Linked DNA regions of Homo sapiens: regions 2 and 3 are each linked to region 1. Evidence: read pairs that join two places in POLR2A ChIA-PET (ENCODE). Cell type or tissue: PC-3. All regions are shown on one strand.

The links. Peaks named below come from ENCODE experiments on the same cell type or tissue, not always from the same donor. Only the 100,000 strongest peaks of a DNase experiment are listed, where the experiment ranks them.
Region 2: POLR2A ChIA-PET joins it to region 1 with 10 read pairs; 7 of 35 experiments call an interaction of 5 or more read pairs at or near these places.
Region 3: POLR2A ChIA-PET joins it to region 1 with 15 read pairs; 3 of 35 experiments call an interaction of 5 or more read pairs at or near these places.

Annotation. Positions count from the first base shown.
Region 1 is chr6:25,307,747-25,315,746 of GRCh38, reverse strand. The region is part of intron 2 of CARMIL1 (capping protein regulator and myosin 1 linker 1); the gene reads right to left. Among named protein-coding and RNA genes, the nearest start is that of CARMIL1, 32 kb to the right of the region's middle. RefSeq lists enhancers at 1-88, 4,144-4,644. In PC-3, no CTCF peak of the experiment used is centred here; DNase peaks (open chromatin) are centred at 2,846, 3,316 and 4,346; H3K4me3 peaks cover 1,033 bases; H3K27ac peaks cover 2,844 bases.
Region 2 is chr6:25,437,918-25,445,917 of GRCh38, reverse strand. All of the region lies in intron 5 of CARMIL1 (capping protein regulator and myosin 1 linker 1), which reads right to left. It also overlaps a transcript of LOC124901281 not described here. Among named protein-coding and RNA genes, the nearest start is that of CARMIL1, 160 kb to the right of the region's middle. In PC-3, no CTCF peak of the experiment used is centred here; no DNase peak of the experiment used is centred here.
Region 3 is chr6:25,471,890-25,479,889 of GRCh38, reverse strand. It overlaps CARMIL1 (capping protein regulator and myosin 1 linker 1), which reads right to left. Exons shown (of 37, transcript NM_017640.6): 11 at 7,369-7,463. Among named protein-coding and RNA genes, the nearest start is that of SCGN, 180 kb to the left of the region's middle. In PC-3, a CTCF peak has its summit at 7,392; DNase peaks (open chromatin) are centred at 2,519 and 3,599; H3K27ac peaks cover 1,500 bases.

The DNA of each region.
Region 1 (8,000 bases):
GCCTAGAATATTGATGAATCAAATCCTGCCAATTCCCAATTTGTGTGAAAGGGTTCCTTCATTTATATGACAACAGTGTGAAACTAAGAATGCATTTTGTCATAGAAAGAATAAGAGATTACCTGAGGTGGAATTAACTAATCTGCCTGGAAGGAAACACAAAAAAACAATGGCGGGTGGGGGAAGAGATGAGAGAAAAAAAGCAGGCAGCGGTATGGAGGAGGCTGTGGAGAGCCAGTGCCCTGCTCGGGCCCCAGTCTGGCACCTGCCGCCATGTGTGGGCATTTAGGGAGCCCTTAGGGTAGACCGCAGAGAGAGCGACCAAGCTGCTATGTTTGCAAGGGCGATGTTTATAACTGAGGAGTGCCTATCATCCTCACACAGTGAGCAGTAAATGAGGAGAGAAGATGCCTACCAAGACAAAGGATCAAAGCAGAGGCTTAGAATTGGTATGTAAGAGAAAACCTCTCCACACCACAGGGTTCCTAGGATTAAACAGGATAGACTAGGATATTTTCCTTAATGCAATGGAAATGAGCACTGTCCTTATAATCTAAGACATAGAGCCTCATCCACACTCTGCCTCTCATGTTCTGCAACTTTGGGAGGACACCTAAAGACTGCCTTCACTTTCTTCATCTGTAAAAGGAAGATAATTAGGACCCGCTTCACACAGTTACTGTGAGGATTAAAACAGATAATACATATAGTACTGACATATAGGAAGCTTTTAATAAATAGGAGCTATTGTATTTTTCTCCACTGCTTTCTCACAAAGCAGTGACAAAGGCTATCTCTGTAGTTCCATTCCTACTATAATAACCCCTAAGTCAGTGATACTTTTTCAGTCCCCTCTCAGAGTTTGCTGCTATTTTTCTGACTCTGAAGCAAATTAGTATATACAGCAAAACCTTAAATATGCAGGCAAAATCTAACCATCATAAAAATAAAAGTTATTTTGGGCATCTATACAGAGTACATCCATCTGTATCATAGCCAGGTCCTGCAATAAAGCCAAGTATATACTCAACTGTTGGTAAATATCTGAAAGATGGAGGCAGTCTCATTAAGGAAACAGCTGGATATACCAGGAAACAACATGGATATGTGACATACTGATAAGGAGGGCAAAAACTAGCTTAACTATCATTGTGAATATATAAGTGCATGTGTGAATGTATACATACATATATATGTATGTGTATGTATACGTATATATGTGTATGTATGTATTGTGTGTGGGGGTGTGTATATATATAATTTTTTTTTTTTTTGAGACAGAATCTTGCTCTGTCGCCCAGGCTGGAGTGCAGTGGTGTGATCTCAGCTCACTGCAACCTCTGCCTCCCGGGTTCAAGCAATTCTCCTGCCTCAGCCTCCCAAGTAGCTGGGACTACAGGCACGTGCCACCACACCCAGCTAATTTTTGTATTTTTAGTAGAGACAGGGTTTCACCATGTTGGCCAGGATGGTCTTGGGCTCCTGACCTCGTGATCCACCCGCCTCGGCCTCCCAAAGTGCTGGGATGGAGGCCGAGGCGGGTGGGTGGATCACAAGGTCAGGAGCCACAGCATAAGCCACTAGGCCCAGCCACATATATAATCTTTAAGTTTGCTTCAAAATTCAGGCAGAAAGACTTGCCAAAGAGTTTAGAGTTCAGACTTCCTCCAGGATTTTTTTATATCCTTTAACATAGCACATTTATCTCCCTATATTCAAATGTCTTACCCACTTTAATTAGAAAAAGACTGACTACAAAGAAAACATAGAATCAATAACTGAACATCTAATTTTAAACTCTCATTGGACTCATCACCTCTTCCCTTCCAAGTCTCATGAGGGCCTGCTTTAGCAAAACTGACTCCATGTTTCTACATCCTGTGGTTTCTCATGCCCACTCTGAGAAGTGAAAAAAAACAGTTGAAAGGCAAGACATCAGAGAGGGAATGTTATAGGCCAACCTCCAGATAAGTGAGCTCTAAAACGCATTTATTTGGAAGTTTAAGGCATCCAATTTTTTTAAATACACCATTTCTGGTTTCTCCCAAATAACTGTATATATACAGCCTTCCCTGGGTAAAGATCTTTAAAATGCTGGCACTATTAATGTATACAAGGTCTCTGTCCTTGACTATTTGCCTGACTGCTAACTAGTTAGCGGTGGCCCTGGCCCTGCCCCTCATCCTCATGCTGCCCAGAGTCCCTCCAAATAGGTTGTAGGCTCAGTGCTCTCATCCCCCCATCTTTCTGCCCACTATGTATCTGCAGCCTTATAGGACCAAATCTATACTGGCACAAAAATATAAAATGATAAGGATAGCAACTTGAGCAGGGAAGGTGCATCAGGGAAACAGCCAGGCCTATGGGCAAGGCTGGCAGAAGAGCCAGCAATTCCTTTCTATCTGAAGAAGAAACCCGTTCTTCCAGGGCAGGCTGCAGGCGCTGTCAAGAACAGAGTGAAAGGAGGAAGAGACCCTTCTCTCCCTCTAGGCAAAACTTCAGGTCACCCATCTTGCAAAATCTAAGCTTGGTTTTTTTTTCTTAATCATTCCCACACTCGTGAAGATAACTGTGTTTACTATGTGGGGAAAATTTTTTATTTTCAAAATAAAATTATGGGAGGTAAGCTCAGCTCATCCACAGTTTTTGCAGAGTTCTTACTGGCCAATTTGGGAGAAGAGTTTCTCTGAGTTCATCACATGCTGCCATCCACTAGAGGACAGAAGCATGACTAAATGTAAACCTTGATAAAAGCTTTTTACAACTCAGAAAGGGAAACAAGGGTTTCTTCTCTCCACTCGTTCCCCTCCTCTGGTTTTTTTTTTTTTTTTTTTTTTTTTTAACTGAGTCATGCAAAGGAAATTTTAGGCACTGGCAGAACAGAGGTGGGGCATTATAGAGATCTGCCAGCTGTTTCCTTAAATAATGCAAATCTCCTTACAACGTGGCAAGACTTCAAACTGTTTTCACTAATTTCTCAGGGAAAAAAAAAAAGACAAAAGTAATCTGAAAGTGGGGGGGATGGAAAATTCCAAAAGCTACCCCATTAGTAATACTGAGTGACTGAAGGAATAAAACAATATAAACTCTAAAAAGAAAGTTTCCCCACCAGAATATTAATCTCCCAACCAAGTAAGTGACCTCAATTAAAGAGACACATTTGAGTTTAAAAAAACAAAAACAACAAAAAATGAGTTAGGAATTAAATGAAAATTCCAGCGTTATCATGGGTGTGGCCCTCAAGAAATTTACTTTCTTACATCCATGGAGTTTTGCCTTTTTACAAGCTTATGTTTTGCAATCATCCTGGCTATTTTCCCAGAAGAAAAAAAAAATTGGTGGAACAAGGGGAAGGATGTCTAAAATTTGGAAATCATCCTTGGTATCTTAACCAGGGAAAAGCTCTCAGGTCTCTTGTCTTGGGGAATATACTCCTGTACTAAAGCAGTCAAACAAAATTTCAACAAGTTTATGACAAATAGGAAGTCCAGCCTTTGGTGAGGTCGCTGTCAGGAGTTCTATAAACCTTGGGTGCTCTAAAGTTTATCTGAGCACACCCAGATGGGAGGGGGTGAGAGGAAATATAGACAGGATAGGACAAAAAGGTTTTTAATCCTTCACCTTGACAAGATGTCTTATTTTGAAAGTGTTTAATTTAGAATGTATATAATCACCAATAACTAGATTTGAAGTTCCATGAGCACAGGACAATATTTTACCCTTTTGTTGTAATCGTTGCCTCCCACAAGACCTAGCAAATGCTATATGTGATGGATGTCAAACTACTTTTATTGACTAAGAGAAAAATAATGTCCCAGCAGTTTGACAGGCGGCTAATGCCTCCTGAGACAAAATCAGTGGCTAGTAATCGAGAGTGGGATGGGAGAATTGTGTCTTCAAAATCACCTTGGAGATCACTTTCAAACTACTTATCCCCTGGCCCTCTAAGATCATGACACACCCACAAGGGTATGCCCACTTTTCCCTTCTAAACTAAGTGTGCCATTGTTTCTGATGGGTGTGTATCATATCTATTAGGTGTGTACCTTTGCAGGTTGGGGGGATGGATGGCTAATGATTTACAGCTTTTCACAATAGAACCTTCAGGGTGAGAGGAGGGGCAAGCACCTGGATCTGATGGGTGGGGGTGGGAACTGGGGCTTAACAGCTTTTACAGATCTCCATCTAATGCTCTTTTTTTCCCCCGCTCTATATATCCTACAGCCTTATGCAAGACCTAGAGCTTCCAAATCCTGAACTTTTCTGGAGTTTTATGGAGCTAACTGGCTCACTTACTGATATCCTCTTTGAGATCCTTAGAGTCCAGCTTCCTCTGCTTAGCCAGTCAGTGACTAAGCCAGTCAGCTTAGTCAGTGACTCCTTCCAAAGACATCTTGATGGCAATTAACTGCTGTGATCTCCTCTCCTATTCTCCTACCTTTGAGGTGCCTGTGTCTTTTTTATTTCATTATTTATTTTATTTCATTTTAGAGACATTTTGGAAAAACTAAAGGTACTTATGCGTTCAACCCGTCATGGTTTTTTTTGTGTTTTGTTTTGTTTTGAGACAAGAGTCTTGCTCTGCCACCCAGGCTGGAGTGCAGTGGCACGATCTTGGCTCACTGCAACCTCCGCCTCCTGGGTTCAAGCAATTCTCTGGCCTCAGCCTCCCGAGTGGCTGGTATTACAGGCGCCCACCACCACACCCGGCCAGTTTTTTGTATTTTTAGTAGAGATGGAATTTCACCATGTTGGCCAGGCTGGTCTCAACCTCCTGACCTCAGGTGATCCACCCACCTTGGCCACCGCACCCGGCCTCAACCCACCATGTTTTATAGAAGTCATTTTAATTGCTTGTACATCTTCTCTGCCAGATCACAAAAAAAACAAAATCACACAAATCTTACATATGCTCCCAGAATTTAGTGCAATCTAGGCCTATGGTAAATATTTTAATATTTGTTGAATAAATGAATCATTTTAAAAGTGTAGAAATCACAGAACTTTAAGCTTTCAAAGGATCTTCAGCTTTCTAGGTTCTTCTCTCTCCTGTATCTCTCCAATCTTCTAGTGGAACCATATTTAAAGCTCCAGATTAATAAATAATCTCCTTTTAAAAAATCCCTAGAGCAGTGGCTTTCATATTTTTCTGATTGCAACCCGGAATATAGAATACTTCTTACGTCACAATTTGCTAGATGCGCTCATATAGCTACTGAAAATAAATTTCATGCAACAATACTTACCCTTACCACATGGAATGTCCTCTAACATCTACTATTCTATTTTAGTTCACCTCCTAAAAAATGCTGGCCATGATTCACTAAACTGAATTCACAACCTACTAATGGGTGATCAGCTGCAGTTTGAAAAACTTTTCTATTCAACCTATCTCTCAAGCCGCAGCTTGGATATGGTGGCCTCAGGGGCAGCCTTCCCTGACTCCCTAATTAAGTCTACATGTCCCTCCTTTATGTTCTCATGGTATATGATCCTTCTACACTTTTTTGTGGTAGGCCTGGATCTGTAGGATAGGCAAGACATCTAGGGGATCAGAGACTTGAGCACATATGCCCACACAAAAACTTGTATGCACGCTCATAAGAGCATTACTCACATAGTGAGAAGGTGGAAACAACCCACAATCTATTAGTGAAGGAATAGATTAAAAAAAGATGTGGCCCGGCGGGGTGGCTCACTCCTGTAATCCCAGCACTTTGGGAGGCAGAGGCGGGTGGATCATGAGGTCAGGAGTTTAAGACCAGCCTGGCCAAGGAGGTGAAGCCCCACCTCTACTAAAAATACAAAAATTAGCCGGGTGCGGTGGCGTGCACCTGTAATCCCAACTACTCGAGAAGCTGAGACAGGAGAATCCCTTGAACCCAGGAGACGGAGCTTGCAGTGAGCCGAGATCGTGCCATTGCATTCTAGCCTGGGCAACAGAGCAAGATTCTGTCTCCAAAAAAAAAAAAAAAAAAAAGATGTGGTATATTCATACAGTGGAATATCATTCAACCATAATAAAAGAAGAATGAAGTTCTAACCCATGCTACAACATGGAAGAACTTTGAAAATATTATGCTAAATGACATAAGCCAGACATGAAGGCCACATATTATATAATTCCATTTATATAAAATATCTAGACTAGGCCGGTCCATAGAGACAGAAAGTAGACTAGCTGTTGCCAAGGGCTGAGAAGGATAGGTGGACTGGGGATAAGTGTTAAAGGGAAGAGGTTTCTTTTTGGGGTTAAAAAAAAAAAAAGGCTCAAAATTGATTCTGGTAATAGATGCACAACTCTGTGAATATACTAATAGCCACTGAATTGTACACTTTAAACAGGTGAAATGTATGGTATGTGAATTACTTTTTTTTTTTTTTTTTTTTTTGAGAGGGACTCTTGCTCTGTTACCCAAGCTGGAGTGCAGTGGCATGATCTGAGCTCATTGCAACCTCCACCTCCCAACTTCAAGTAATTTTCAAGTGCTGGGATTACAGATGTGAGCCACCACACCCAGCCTGAATTACATCTTTAATAAAGTTGTTTTAAGAGAGAGGCTAGGTGTGATGGCTCATGCCTGTAATCTCAGCACTTTAAGAGGCCTAGGCGGGAGGATCACTTGAGCCCAGGAGTTCATGACCAGCCTGGGCAACATAGTGAGACCCTGTCTCCATTTTCAAAATAAAAATTAAAACAGAGAAAAATCTAAGGGAGACCTGGAAATTGGACTAAGTTGCAGGAGGCAGGTGCAGAATTTATTTTACTTATCCCTGGCTTCTAGCACAAGGCTCATAGGCATGGCAAAGGCTCCATAAGTATTTGTTGAATTAATAGTTGATTCTATGACAATGAGTGGATGGGCTTTCTCAGTCATGTAAAGCTTCCACCTTGGGGTACTCCCATGTTAACCATTCAAAGAAGGAAAAATGAGCTTCCTTTTTTATTAAGTGAACTTCCACCTTCACTTAAAAGATATCCAATACTCCTGATGATTATAAACTGAAGGATTTTTTAAAGTAAGAAAAATATTATGTTTCCCTGTTTCACTGTTAAAAAAAAAAATGGCCGGAACAGTGGCTCACGCCTGTAATCCCAGCACTTTGGGAGGCCAAGGCAGGTGGATCACAAGGTCAGGAGTTCGAGACCAGCCTGGCCAACAAGGTGAAACCCCATCTCTATGAAAAATACAAAAAATTAACCAGGTGTGGTGGCACGCGCCTGTAGTCCCTGCTACTCGGGAGGCTGAGGCAGGAGAATCACTTGAATCTGGGAGTCAGAGGTTGCAGTAAGCCGAGATCGTGCCACTGCACTCCAGTCTGGGTGACAAAGGGAGACTCCATCTCAAAAAAAAAAAAAAAAAAAAAATGGTTGTACAATAGTCCTTCTCACGGAACCTCACATGAAATTCTATTAATAAGAGCTTTCTCAGGCACAGTGACAAAGGGGTGTTGTTGGAAACTGTGTTGCTCAAAGTTTTATCATACTCCACAGCTGACTACAAACTGATATTTTAAGCTTAATTCCTGCACAGAAAGTTTCAGCTCAGCTATAGACAACAGCAAGCCACCAAAAGAGACAAGAAATAAGGGCTAAGAGAAACTAAAAACACAAAAGCAATGCACTGTTATGTTTGTTAATAAAAGTAGAACTTTATATCCATGTGAAATATGTAGCCTAATCTGCACACAGCCATTTTTTAGCCTAAGCATAACTGGATGGCTACCTTGTTTAAAGTCTTATCAGTGCCATTTGAATGCCAACATCCACAGCCACCTGCCGTAACAACACTTGCTTGCTATAAATAAGTAGATAACATTCTCTCCCAAGAGGTAAAAATTCTGGTTATCTATTAAAAGCAAAACCAATAACCAAAATAACCCATCTTTTAGCTATCCCTCATTTATCAAAAAAGAGGCTTACACTTCAGATTTAGATGCCTGCAGAGTGGTCCCCCAAAAAAGCAGTATCTAAACAAAATAAAGACTAACACGGCACA
Region 2 (8,000 bases), 130 kb before region 1:
AGTACAAAAAAATCCATGTTGTTTTCATGCCTACTAATTCAATATCCATTCTGCAGCCCATGGATCCAGGAATAGGTTTGACTTTCAAGTCTTATTAAGAAATATATTTTGTGTCTGTAATCCCAGCCGAGGCGTGTGGATCACGAGGTCAGGAGATCGAGACCATCCCGGCTAACATGGTGAAACCCCATCTCTACTAAAAATACAAAAAAAAAATTAGCCGGACCTGGTGGCGGGCACCTGTAGTCCCAGTTACTCGGAAGGCTGAGACAGGAGAATGGCATGAACCTGGGAGGCGGAGCTTGCAGTGAGCCGAGATCACGCCACTGCACTCCAGCCTGGGTAACTGAGCAAGACAACAACTCAAAAAAAAAAAAAAAAGAAATATATTTTGTAAGGCAATATAAGCAGCCATAGATAGTGATTCCTCTGATGCATCTGGGCAAAGTAAATTGAAAACCTTCAGAAAAAAATCACCATCATAGATGCCATTGAGAACATTCATGACTCACGGGAAGAGGTCAAAATATCAACATCAACAGGAGTTCCAAAAAAGTTGATTCCAAACCTCATGGATGACCTTGAAGGGTATAAGAGTTTAGTGGAGGAAGTAACTGCAGATATGGTGAAAACAGCAATAGAATTAGAATTAAAAGTGGAGCCTGAAAATGTGAATGAATTGTTGTAATCCACGAAAAAACTTTTAACAAATGAGAAGTTGCTTCTTATGGATGAGCAAAGAAAGAAGTTTCTTGAGATGGAATCTACTTCTGATAAAGATACTGTGAACATGCTGGTCATCAGAGAAATGCAAGGCAAAACCACAATGAGATACCATCTCACGCCAGTTAGAATGGCAATCATTAAAAAGTCAGGGAACAACAGATGCTGGAGAGGATGTGGAGAAATAGGAACACTTTTACACTGTTGGTGGGAGTGTAAAGTAGTTCAACCATTGTGGAAGACAGTGTGGCGATTCCTCAAGGATCTAGAACTAGAATTACCATTTGACCCAGCAATCCCATTACTGGGTATATACCCAAAGGATTATAAATCCTGCTACTATAAAGACACATGCACATGTATGTTTATTGCAGCACTATTCACAATAGCAAAGACTTGGAACCATACCAGATGTCCATCAATGATAGACTGGATTAAGAAAATGTAGTGCATATACTCCATGGAATACTATGCTGCCATAAAAAAGGATGAATTCATGTCCTTTGCAGGGACATGGATGAGGCTGGAAACCATCATTCTCAGCAAACTATCACAAGGACAGAAAACCAAACACCGCATCTTCTCACTCAAAGGTGGGAATTGAACAATGAGATCACTTGGACACAGGGCAGGGAACATCACAAACCGGGGCCTGTCGGGCGGTGGGGGCTGGGGGAGGGATAGTATTAGGAGAAATACCTAATGTAAATGATGAGTTGATGGGTGTAGCAAACCAGCATGGCACATGTATACCTTTGTATCAAACCTGCATGTTGTGCACATGTACCCTAGAACTTAAAATATAATTTAAAAAAAAAAGACACTGTGAACCTGGTTGAAATGACAATAAAAGATTGTTTTTCTTTTTTTTTTAATGTCCCTTGAGTCATAACAAATGATTTAGAATATTTCGTAAACTTACCTGATAAAGCAGTGGGAGGGCTGAAGACAATTGACTCCAATTTTAAAACAAGTTCTACTGTGAGTAAAATGCTATCAAACAGCATTGCATGCCACAGAGAAATCACTCATGAAAGAAAGGGTCAATTGATGTGGTAAACCTCACTGTTGTCTTATTTTAAGAAATTGTAAGTCCAGGCGCAGTGGCTCATGCCTGTAATCCCAGCACTTTGGAAGGCTGAGGCAGGCGGATCACCTGAGGTCGGGAGTTCGAGAGCAGCCTGACCAACATGGAGAAACCCCATCTCTACTAAAAACACAAAATTATTCGGGCGTGGTGGTGCATGCCTGTAATCCCAGCTACTCCGGAGGCTGAGGCCAGAGAATGGCTTGAACCCAGGAGGCAGAGGTTGCAGTGAGCCGAGATCGTGCCATTGCACTCTAGCCTGAGCAACAAGAGCAAAACTCCATCTCAAAAAAAAAAAAGAAATTGCCATAGCCACCCCAACTCTTAGCAACCACCACCCTGATAGTCACAGCAGCCATCAGCTTCCACACAAGCAAAACCTTCTCCAGCAAAAACATTACAATTCACTGAAGGCTCAGGTGACTGTTAGCATTTTTTAGCAACAAAGTATTTTTAAGGTATATATATTCTTCTAGACATAATGCTATTGCATACTTTAGTAAACGTAACTTTTATATGCACTGAGAAACCAAAAAGTTCTTGACTCACTTTATTGCAATGGTCTGGAACCAAACCCATAGTACCTCCAAGGTATGCCTGTTTACCTAATACATGTCAGATGTCATTAATTTCTTCAAATTCCGTGTAAATGCACAAGATCTACAAGTGCAGCATGATTTTTGTCTATTTTACCCAAAGGAACCTGTAATTAAGAACCATTATTTTAATACTTCGGGGTAACCATGTTTGAGAAGACATTATAATTAAAATGATATTACAGAATCTGGCAATTTGGAATGGTTCATCTTGGTTCAAAACCATCATCTGGCATTTTAATGGCATTATATTCTGTCTACATCAAGACAATGAAGCAGATATTATGCAAAGAAACAGCAAGGCTGTCAGAAGTAGGCACAGCCATTATTCAACTCAATTAGGTAAACCTTGGACACAGAAAGCTGGACTTCTGTCTGACCTCATCTAGGATCACATTTCTCTTTTAAAATTCTTGCTTTGTTTCCATAAAACTGCAGGCCATGCTCTTTTGATGATACATAGGGGGTTCAGCTACTCAAACACAGGAAGAAAATATGGCAAAAATCTTTGACCGGAAGCTGGTGGGATTAAAAACAGGAAGCTGACAGTCTACAACTACAGAAAGAAATAAATTAATCTTGATGGTAGATTTGGAAACCAGAGCCTCAGTTTTACTCGAAAAACAAAAGTGGACATTCACACTCAGGGTTAAGGGGAAATCAATCAGAGAGTAAAGGAGGCAGCAGCTAGGGGAGACATCTGTGCGAACCAACCTGCAGACGTGTCCAGCGGGGCCTTTTCAAGTAGCTCCGCTTCTTTACAGTTCTCATTTTTCTTTTTCAACTGAGATTTCAGGAGCTAAAGTAGTCTCATGAAACAAGTTCATTCATTTCCATAAGAGATAAAGTTGTAAAAACTAAATTTCCAGAAGGTAGGAACTGTTTCTTATCTATGCTAACACTGTGCACAGAAATAATAAGTGAGAGGAGAATCCACTCTACAGAAGTTGTTTTCCGCCTGTAGTGAAATGAGAGCAAGGAGCCCCATCAGTGTATTTGTTACCGGGCACCAGCTCACACACACATACACACACACACACACATACACACACACACTGTTAAATAGACAGAAAGACAGAGGATTTGTTGTCCAATAAGTACCATAAAAGGTAAACCAAAATCCTAAAACAAAACATAAGCAAGACATGTCTCTCACATGCAGGCAGCACTAGCGTTGATTCAGCATTTGCATTATATGCATTTAAATTGCACAAGACTCAGAAAATAGTTCTATGTGGCAGCAAGAAACAGCAAACTAGATGACAAACACACCAACTCTTTGTCCATGCAAATCTCATGATAAACTATTGACACAAAAAAATTATAGATTATTTTAATGTACTCACACTAATTGATTTCTTTAAAATTCAATTCCAATGCTCAGCCTATGCAACATGGCAGCTGTCTCCAGAATAGCACATGCTTTAATGCTGCAAGCCACACCACAACAAAAGGCTACCTACTGCTTTGCAAAGTGAAGAGACTACCAAAACACAGCAACCACCTTTCTCTTGTTTATATATAAACTCCTATTTCATCAGCTTTCTCCATAATAACCTCACATTTTCATACCTCATACCTGTATTAACAATATCATTTAATACTAAAAAAAAAAAATCTAGCTTTGTTTTGGAGACCAGCCAAGGTTCTTGATAGTAGAAAAGCTGAAGGCCGTAACACAGAATGACTTCCTGAAGAGAACTGCCATCACAGACAACCCTGAGAAAACAGATGACAACACTGAAGCTCTAAACCCTTCCCTAGTTCACCCCATAGGGTTGTCACTGTCTGAGAGGTGAGGCCTCCAAGGACAGTCTATAGCAAAGATTGGAATGTTAACAAAACACACGATAACAGTGATTTGAGTTGGGGTGATTTTTAAATTTAACTTAAATTTTCTTCTTTACAGATGTTCTCTATATTTTGAATTAAACTTTCCATATTTAATGAGGAGAAAATGTCATTTTAGAAGGGAAGGAGAGAGGGAGAGAGAAATATCCTAACATATATTTGGAGACAGGAGATGGGAAGAAAATATGACATGTAAATACTACAAATTTTAATTTAAATCCTTCATTTTTTTCCAACCTGCATTCTCTTAAGAGCTGATTACATATACATACACACACACACACATAGACACACACACACACACACACACACACACACACACATATATATATATATATATGTTTGTTTGTTTGTTTGTTTTGAGATGTGGTCTTACTCTGTCACCCAGGCTGGAGTGTAGTGGTGTGAGCATAGCTCACTGCAAGTTCAAACTCCTGGGCTCAAGTGATCCTCCCATTAGTTGGGAATACAAGCATATACCACCACACCCAGCTAATTTTTAAAATTTCTTAGTAGAAATGAGGTCTCACTATGTTGCCCAGGCTGTATATTTTCATATATTTGATTTGAATGATGGATGTTATTTTCAGAATTGTATATGGGTAAAATCAGAAATTCAGATCTTTGGAGGTATAGGTTCATTTATATAGAGTCATACGTAGAGTATTCAAGAACTGATTACCCAAACTGAGAATTTTCCAGGATCTAACTCCTCCTGATTCACCTGGTTCCTAATACCTCCTCATGAGACCCTTTTCTGTTCATCAGTCACCACCAGAGGTACCCTAAGCAAGGAAGGAGATGAGGACCCCCAAGACAGGCTCAGAAAATAAATTTGATGGGACAAATGAGTCATACAAGGTCTAAGGATTCTAAATATAGTTTCATATTCTCCAATTTATCATGAGTGGAATATATGACATTACTGGAAACATATTTTATTTTGCATGTTCTATTGTGCATTATTTATATAAACAAATATTCCCCTGACTGATAGCTTTGACTTAAGGCATACTGGGAATGTAGGAGAAAAGATACGGTTACCAACTTCTCCACCCTCTCTAGTCACACAACCAATACCAATAAAATTGTACGTTTCCCCTCCCAAAATCATATAATGCAATCTAAGGAACTTCAAGAGTAAAGGCACAACATAGAAACCACAAAATATTAGGCTTATCGAGACAAGCTAACTGTGTGTGTTGGGTAGAAAAGAGGAATGCAAGTCAAATACATTTAGGTAATTTAACTCTCTGCCAAGGCATTTTCTAAATTATAATCTGCACCTTCTCTCCAATTGGTCTCTTCATGTGAATTGCCTTTCCTTTCACTACTCTCTCCTCTGAATTTTCTCCATCCGTTTGCAGTAAATCTCCTCTGCAAAGCCAGCCTGTGCTCATTCATCTCCCACTTACACCCAATCATCTCCTGTCTCATCTGCTTCAGGTTACCTCAGCTAATGAGTTCATGGTTTGAAGGCAGGGCCACTGTCTTCTGACTTCTCTATGCCCCATGGTACATCACCCAACAAGGTACTGGAAATGGATTAAGTGTGAAGTGTATGTGCTCATCCAAAACCTCAGTCAGTACCTACTATGTGCCAAGAACTAGGGATTTAAGATTAATAAAAACATGGTCTTTGTTTAAGCAGCTCCCAGCCTAGAAGGAAAGACAGGTATGTTTTGTACTTTGCCTCTCACTTTCTCAAGGATATTGCTGATTTATTTATTAGGGCAGTCTCCAGCAACAAATCTCTCTTTCTACTGATCACTCCCCTCATTACAGCCATATGGTTTAAGCATATGCTTTTATCTCCCATTTTAAACACAAACAGAAATCCCCCGTAATCCCTCAGAGTGCGCTAGCTACATCCAATTTGTCAGTTCCCCTTAATAGCTGATCTTCTCTATGAAGTTGTCCACATATGCCACATCCATTTTCTCACTTCTGAGTTCATCCCTCAACCACAGCAGTCTGCCCTCCCAACCAGACCCCTAGACCTGCTCTCATCAAGGTGCCTATGTTATCCACGTCACCAACACTGGACACCTCTCTGCCTGCAGCTTATTCAGCCCCAGCATCATTCTGCAGAGTCAGCACTCCTTCCCAGGCCCTGGTTTTTCACTGGTTTTCCTCCTACCTTGACAGCCAGTCCTTACCCAACTCCATTTGTGGCTCTTCCTAGTTTACCTGACCTCTAAGTGTTGAGCTCATTCCAAGTATGCCTCCTCTACACATCTTTCTCCAGGTGATGTTATCAACAGCCATGCAGTGAAGACCATCTTGTGCTCAATGGCACTCACCTTTGCTCCAACTCCAGACCTCTCCTCCAAGCCCCAGCCTCACAAATCTGCCTACCTGATAGCCTCACCTAGTGGAGCTTGGAGGAGAGGTCTATGGAGGTCTTGTAGGTCCTAGACAAATAGATCTCAAATTCCACATGCCTAAAACAGAATGGCTACAGATCCCACCCCCCAGAAAATACTTGTCCCCCACCTACCCCAGGCCTTCTCTGTCTTGCTGTCATATTGGTCACCAAGTTATTAAAACCGGACTCTGAGGAGCCATCCTTGTTTTTCTTCTCTTTCTTTCCTCACTGCCCTTACCCACACTTACCTAATCCATCAGCAACTCCTGCATCCAAAATAAAGCTTACATCTACCCTCTCTCTTAATACCTAATGCTGCTACCTTTCTCCTGACCACAGTCATCTCTTGCCTAGATTACTACAAGTGTCCAAATTAGCTTTCTACTTCTATTCTTGCTCTGCCACCAGTCCATTCTCTTTAGCAGACAAAAAAAAAAAAAGATTTTCATAAACTATCTAAAGATTTATCTCCCACCCCTAAAATGTTACAGTGGCTTCCCAGGAAAATACTACTAAATCCCAACCTCTTTCCCACGAGGCTCTACATCAACTACATCTACATCACCAGGGCTGGTTCCAGCCCCCTCTTGAATCATTCCTCATCCCTTCCCATCTTTGTTCTTCATTATACCCCAGCCAAAGTGGATATCTTTCAGTTTCTCAGAGATACCAAGCCCTTTCTAGGCAAGAGAAATAGCATGAACAGAAGCCCTGGGAAGATGATATTCTTTGCCCTACTCTTATAGGGCAGGCGCCTTCTCTTCCCCTAGGTCTGTTGAAGTTATCATGGCCACAGGGAGGCCTTTGGAGACAGAAGTTTATTCTTTATACGAGTCCCATCTATTTCTCTCACAGCACTTACTCAAAGGTACTGTTACTTGATTTATGTATTTCCCTCTTTGGGGGGTTTCTTTCCCCAAGTTAAAATGTAAGTTCCACGTGGGCAGGGACCATGTTCACTGCTGGACCTCAACACTTAGCACTATGCCTAGCATATAGTAGAAAATCAATAAATAGTCATGGAATATATAAGTGTATGAACAAGCACTTACAACACAGTATGATGTGTACTAGTGCAGGAAGTGATCCAAAGTTCTTTGGAAACATGAATAAAGACTCTCTTTACAGATGAGAAGATACCTGAGTTAAATCTTTTGGAATTTGTCAGGATTAGAGCTATTATAATGGTGCTGAAAATATGAGAGAGCCTGATTGTGTTCAGGAACAGGAAAACAGTGGTATTCTGTGTCAGGCTATACAATTTACATTTTATCAGGAAAGCCAGCCATTTGAGAGCTTAGGCAAAGAACAGATACTGTTTGAATTATGAAAAGATAACTCGGATGACAGTATGAAGGATCACTTGCAAGAGAAG
Region 3 (8,000 bases), 160 kb before region 1:
AGTGGGAATTTTAAAAATATTTTGAGTTAAATCTAAAAACTATGGTATTAAAATCTTTGGGATCTAACTAGAGCCATGCCTAGAGAGAAATCAATAGACCTAAATACATATTTTAAGAAAGATAAAAAACTGGAAAATAATTATCTAATTATCCAGCTCAAAAAACAGCAAATTAATCCTCACCCACCTCTGTAAACAGAAGGAAGGAAAAAAAATAAGAAAAAGGGAAGAATCCAGTTAAATAGATAGCAGCCATAAAAATAAGTAAATTTAACAAAGTTGGTTCTTTAAAAATACTAACAAAATTAATAAACTCCAACAAGACTGGTAAAATAAATAAATGAGAAACAGAGATCAAATTATCAAAATCAAATGAAAAGAGAATGTAAAGATCTTACAGGCGTTGAATTATAACTCGAGGGTATAAACACATCTGTAAGTCAAAAAACTATCATTTTAATAGAAAGGAACAAATCCCTTATGAAAAACATGACAGACCAAAACTAATTTAAGAAGAAGTAAATAATCTCAATAGTTCTCTATCTATTCAAGGAAACAAATCTATTATTAAAAAATCTCTCCACAAAGAGAAGCAAAAGAAGCCACACACAAAGGAGTACATAGGCAAAGAACAGGCAAAGCTCATCCATCATGAGAGAAGTCAGAATAGTAGTTATCTTTTCCAAGTGGTAGAGGACAGGGCTGGTAATCACTGGGGCAAACCACAAGGTAAGTCTGGAGAACGGTGGGAACATTCTGTCTCTTGATCTTGGTAGTGGTTTCTGGGAGAAACAAAAGGCCTCTTCTCTGTTAGAAAGCATACACATTGGAACATTGTGGATGTCAGAGCACAGGTGAGTAAAAATTTTTACATTTCTACCAATTCTATAACTTTCCTGGAGAGTTCAGAAACACTAAGGAAAGTAAGTGAAAAAGCAAAATACAATGAAGTATTTCCATTTCAAAAATAAGGCTGAGAGGAAAAGACTTAGAACCAAGAGTATAAGAATATAGGCATACTGGAAAAAATTGAGTCAATACTTCCAACTTTTAAACGCCCTAAATCTAAATCTATGCCCTTTTTTTTTTTCCCCAAGATGGAGTCCCACTCTGTCACCCAGGCTGGAGTGCAGAGGCGCGATCTCGGCTCACTGCAACCTCCTCCTCCCAGGTTCAAGGGAATCTCCTGCCTCAGCCTCCCGAGTAGCTGAGACTACAGGCACGTGCCACCACGCTCGGCTAATTTTTTGTATTTTTAGTAAAGACGGGGTTTCACTGTGTTAGCCAGGATGGTCTTGATCTCCTGACCTTGTGATCTGCCCGCCTCGGCCTCCCAAAGTGCTAGGATTATAGGCGTGAGCCACCGTGCCCAGCCAATCTATGCCATTTTTAAAATATTGCTTTACCTGTTTAACCATAAAAATATCAATTATTTCATTTAATCCTTAGAACATTCTTATTTGGTAGGTACTATCATTGTATTTTTAATATAAGGAAGCTGAGGTACAGAGAAGGTAGGTAACTTGTCCAAGAACACTTAGCTAGAAAGCTGTGAAGCCAGGAATTAAACCCATGTGTTTCGACTCTGGGACTCACTGATATACACTGAGACATGAAAGACCTAAAACACCAAGAAAAGTAAGCAGCAATCCTAGAATCTATAAGTCTCTTGTCTTATTTAGAAGATCAAATCAGAGCCACCACCAAATAGCTGGGAAAAAATATGAGCGTACTTCAGGTCAACAAAAAACACTAGAGCTAGGATTCTAAATGGTGTCTAAATGAAATAATCGAATTTTGAATAGAGTGAGTGGAGAAGCCTGGGCAACAGAGTGAGACCACATCACTACAAAAAAAAATTTAAAAATTAGCCAGGTGTGGTAGTGCACACCTGCAATCCCAGCTACTTGGGAGACTGAGTGGGGAGGATGGCTTGAGCCCAGGAAATGGAGGTTGCAGTGAGCCATTATTACACCACCATACTCCAGCCTGGGCAACAGAGTGAGACCTTGTCTCAAAAAAAAAAAAAAAAAAAAAGTGATGAGAAGAAGTGAGGACAGACATTTCTGAAAAGGCTGAAATCATAAAAACTAAGGTAATTGGGACAGATAACTAGGAAAAACAGAACACAGAATTTGCAATGCTTAGAGAAGTAAAGCATAAATGTACACACATATATTAGTATTAGAAAACTAAAACTAAAGTTTCCCCTGAACAATGTACTCTGACATTTTCTGTTCTATTCCACTGCTTTAAAAAAAAAAAATTGCTTGTCATGAACTATTAAATTGATTTCACAGCCAGCTAATGGGTCTTCACCCACAGTCCAAAAAAACACTGTGTTAGATGAAGACCAAGAGCAAGCTGGTGAACAGGCATGGCCTGGCAACAAGGATAAGAATAGCTTGTGTATGTGTGTGGTCTGTTCACCATCTTGTGTTGCTCTTGCAGAAAGAGAGCAGGAGGGTATCTAGCATTTGAAGGATTACTCATACACATTATACCTCTGCTTACTAAGTCATACTCGAACCTCCTTTACCACAACCCCCTCAGCAATCAGAAGACTGCAGGCCTGGTCCTCTGTACATAGATGTGAAAATAACAGAGATTTGCTGCATCAACATTCATATCATACAACTCTTTGAGAGTTTCCAAATAAGTCCCTGAGTGGAAGGTTTAGGTACAAAACCACATTCCATTTGCTGTTTAAATTCCTCAGAATTCCTGGCCACTTAACTGTTAAGACCTTATCTCCCTTGTTTTTTTTTTGTTGTTGTTTGTTTTTTGTTTTTTTTTTTTTTTGAGACGGAATTTCTCTCAGTCGCCAGGCTGGAGTGCAGTGACACAATCTCGGCTCACTGCAACCTCTGACTCCCTGATTCAAGCGATTCTCCTGCCTCAGCCTCTCGAGTAGCTGGGATTACAGGCACACACCACCACACCCAGCTAATGTTTGTATTTTTAGTAGAGATGGGGTTTCACCACATTGACCAGGATGGTCTCAATCTCCTGACCTCATGATCCGCTAGCCTCAGCCTCCCAAAGTGCTGGGATTACAGTCGTGAGCCACCGCGCCCAGGCCCTTGTATTTCTTTGAGCTTCCTTACAAATAATAGTCCTGGCTTAGTGTTTTTTATATCCTGTATAACTTAATTATAGACCTCTCATTCACCCTTTTTATTAGTTTTAAACACAAAATACCATCACTGAAAAGCTTGGGAACAAAAATTACTAAAAGTTTTCTCTAGATTGAAATTTCAATAAATATTTTACACTCAATTAGATTTCTTGTGGAATTTCCATCCATGAGCAGAAAAGCTACCAATCATCTTCAGGTATTTAGCCTGAATGAAAAGAATAAAGAATTTGTGTTCAGGAGGCTCATCCCCAAGAGTAAAGAAAGGTGGGAGATATGAATGTTGGCAGTTGCCTGTGAGCACTGGCAAATACAGCAATGAATGAATTTAGAAGAGGCAGAAATGAGAAAAGTCTTGGTCTGCGAAAATATTTCCAGGATGTCAAAATTTGAGGGTATGTGAGCAGAAACCACACAACAGACTTGGCAGGAGCATTCAAGGCTATCCTTGGAATGATTCATGATGACAGCACTGGTGAATGGGACGCAGCTAGATAAAAGGACACAAAGTCAGGTCTCAGGAGTAGGAAAGCAGAGGGAAAAAGTAGGCAAACATCATCTTTGAACACATGGTCTGACTCTATCCAAAACAAATCTCTCAAACTTCACCGTAATTTTCAAGTGCAAATAAAAAAACTATACAAGAGCATTAAGATTGAATAAAATCAAATCAATCAAATTCGATTTAAAGAAAATATTTGTTGATTGTGGACGAAGTCTTACACTAGACACTTTGCATCTTAGGAAAGAAGGAAGGGGAGACAGAAAACCCAGAAGGTGGGGATGAGAGGAAGCAAGGTGCTGAAGCATGAGGGAAGAAATGTCCACCTCTAGTTCTCATGTGGGCAGAATGAAGTAAGTGCTATTATGGAAGTTTGCACAGGAGCTCCAAAGTGAGGGCAAGACAGAAGAAACTGCACCTGTGGTGACAAGTTGTCTAATGTGGCTGCACCTCAGAGAACATGAAGCGGACAACGGGAGAGAAAACAAAGGGCCTCAAATTCATTCTTCCTCTTCCATCTCCCCAAACAATGTGTGGTGTTTTAAGTCTAGCTTCTTTCACTCAACAGTGTTTTTGAGGTTCATCCATGATGTGGCATGTGTCAGAATTCCATTCTCTTTTGAGTAGTATTCCAGTGCACATATTATATATACCGCATTTTATGTAACCACTCTCCAGTGATGAACATTTGGATTGTTTCTACTTTTTGACTATTATAACTAATACTGCTACAAACATTCATTCACAAGTCTCTGTGTGGACCTAAGTCTCCTTTCTCTTTGGTGATAAAACTAGGAGTGGAATTTCTGGGTTATATGGCAGATTTGAGTTTAACTTTTTTTTTTTTTTTTGAGACGGAGTCTCACTCTCTCACCCAGGCTAGAATGCAGTGGCTCGATCTTGGCTCACTGCAAGCTCTGCCTCCCCAGTCACCATTCTCCTGCCTCAGCCTCCCGAGTAGCTGGGACTACAGGTGCCTGCCACCACGCCCAGCTAATACTTTGTATTTTAGTAGAGACAGGGTTTCACAGTGTTAGCCAGGATGGTCTCGATCTCCTGACTTCGTGATCCACCCACCTCGGCCTCCCAAAGTGCTGGGATTACAGGCGTGAGCCACCACGCCCAGCCAAGTTTAACTTTTTAAGAAACTATCTAACATGTTTTGCATGTGGCTGTACCATTTTACACTCCCACCAGCAATGTAGGAGTTTCCATTTCTTCACATCCTTTCTAAGACTTATTTTGATTATTGCCACACTACTGCTTTTGAAATGGTACCTCACTGTGGCTTTGATTTGCATTTCTCTAAACACTGAGAAGTGTCCCCTTCCTGGTCCATCTTAACTCTAGATTTCATTTGCTTAAGAACCTTCCTCAAACAACTACCTCCCTCTAGAGATTTTTTCTTGTCTGTCGATAAATATGACTGAATCCTTCCCATTTTAAAAACAAAACCAAAAATAGCCCTCCTATAAACAGTGATCACCATGATTTCTACTTTGTCACATTCACCTCTCTGTAGTATCTAATAGAGAAACATTTGTTTTTCCTAAGAATTGAGTATACCCTAGAGAAACTCCTATTCCATTACTATGCGTCCATTAATTTCAGCTTTGGCTTATTCTATGAGGGTACTTTTTGCGTGATCTAGTTTTCTAATTCAGTCTCAACCTTCCTGTAGATTCACTACTTTAGATGATGACAAGTTACGCTGGAGATTTTTGCTTGAATACAACCTAGGTATCTTTGTCAGCACAGAACAATAACCATATTAAGGACAAAAAGAAAAACTGAACATCTATATCATATATTCAGCTCAGTTTAATAATTAATACTCAGCTGGGTGCGGTGGCTCACGCCTGTAATCCCAGCACTTTGGGAGGCCGAGGTGGGTGGATCACGAGGTCAGGAGTTCGAGACCAACCTGGCTAACACGGTGAAACCCCATCTCTACTAAAAAAAAAAAAATACAAAAAATTAGCTGGGCATGGTGGTGGGCACCTGTAGTCCCAGCTACTCGGGAGGCTGAGGCAGGAGAATGGCATGAACCTGGGAGGCAGAGCTTGCGGTGAGCCAAGATCGCGCCACTGCACTCCAGCCTGGGGGACAAAGCAAGACTCCTTCTCAAAAAAAAAAAAAAATTAATACTCATCAAATATAACATTGAAAGGTGAAAGGCCTTATTCAACAAACCTGGAAAACATTTGCAACAGAAAATGAAAACAAAATAGTCCCACTAGAGATAAACCAATTCCTTCTTAAACCTTGTCCATCAGTGTTCTACTAAGAATTCAAATTCTCAAGTTTCCCTTTCTAAACCTACTGACTCCTCTCTCTACCCATGCAAACACTTTTAATAAAATGTTCTGACTCTTCGTGAACTACAGTCCTTCATCCTTTCCCTATTCTCACACTCAAATCTTGTTAAATATTAAAAGATAATAGTGGTAAATAGAATTCTAAGATAGTCCCCAAGATTCTCACCCCCGGGTGTATACGCCCTGTGCAATTTCCTTGAATATGGGGGTGGGGAGCAGTAAATATACTGTTGACTCTTGAACAACATGGGTTTGAACTGCACTGGTCCACTTCCGTGTGGATTTTTCTCCACCTCTGCCACTGCTGACACAGCAAGATTAAGGCCTTCTTTTCTTCCTCCTTCTCCTCAGCCTAGTCAATGTGAAGATGACCAAGATAAAGACCTTTATGATGATCTACTTCCACTTAATGAACAGGAAATATATTTTCTTATTCTTATGATTTTCTTAATAAAATTTTATTTAGCTTAAAGAATACAATATATAATACATATAACATACAAAATACATGTTAGTCAACTTTTTATTGGCAAGGCTTCCAGTCAACCCTGCTATTAGTAGTTAAGTTTTGAGGGAGTCAAAAGTTACATGTGAATTTTTGGTTGCTTGGGGTCAGTGCCCCTAACTCTTGTGTCGTTCAAGGGTCAACAGTAATGAGACATCCCTACCATGATTAGGTTACTAATCACTTGACTTTGAGTTCATGAAAAACAGGGAAATTGTCACGGGTGGGCCTGATGCAGTCAGGTGAACTGTTTAAAAGAAACTAAAGCATCAGAGAGATGTACTCCAGCTGGCCTCACACACAAAGCAAACTTCTGTGTTGTGAGATAGGGGGGTCACATGGCAAGAACCATTCTAGGAGCACAGCCTCTAGGAGGTGGGAGTGGTGCCCACTGACAGCTAGTAAGAAACTGGGGACATCGAGCTTATAGCTCCAAGGAAATTAATTCCACCAATAACCAGTGAACTTAAGGAGGACTCCAGGTTACAGATGAGAGCACAACCCTTGCTGACAACTTGCCTTGTCTTGAGAGACAGACCCAGAGCACAGAACCCAGCTAACCCGTACCCAGACTCCTGAGCCAAGGACAGTATGAGATAATAAATTTGTATCATTTTAAGCTGCCAAGTATGTGGTAATTTGTTATGCAGGACTATGTAACTAATAAAACATATTAAAAATAATATCTTCCTTTCCTTTTGTTTCACTTCAAAAAAGGTGAAGCAGATCATACAATTGTAACATAAGCATTTATATGAAAGGGTGGAAAGAACTGGAAGCCAACAGGACCATTAACAGCACTTATAATTACAACTTAGCTTGATACAGCTCTTCAGGCATGGCTAAATTAAAATTCTCTAATCCTCTTACAATTCTGGCATCAATGATAATGAGAACTCTGCAGTACCTCTATCCTCCAGTGGGTTGCCAGCAAGGTTAATTGTGTGGAGTCCTGAGTTGGGATTATGTGCTAGAGCACTGGCCAGTTTTTGTGCAAAATCTCTGCGTGTAAACAAAACAATAAGATTAAATAACAAAATGTAAAACCATTCGAACGGAACATTTAAAGCTTAGAACAGAGTGAAATCTAAATAGAGAAACCTCCCTTACAATATTAGTCTATATAGCATATATTTCTTAATACCCATTAACACCTCATTAGAGAATTTGTAAAGCCACAGCCAGAAAACGGTTCATTCTGATTGGCCAAAAGCAAAAAGAAAATATACAATTGCCCCTTTAAAGGCACTCTGTTGTGTGCTATTAACAGTACTTTCTGGCCCCTCCATAATTTAAAAAAAAAAAAAATCCTGGATTGAACCTGCTTTTCATGAAAATTATAGTATTCACCACATCTTATTTCTCATTCCATGCAATTGTGAATGCAAAACTGATTACACTAATTATTAAGTTTAAAGGTTACAATTGCTAGTGCTACATTTTGGCAAAAATTAAAACCACTGTTTTAGTTATGTTTAACTTCAAATAATGTACTAAGTGCTATGATTATGAAACTGTCAACCCTCCTCACTTAGCAGT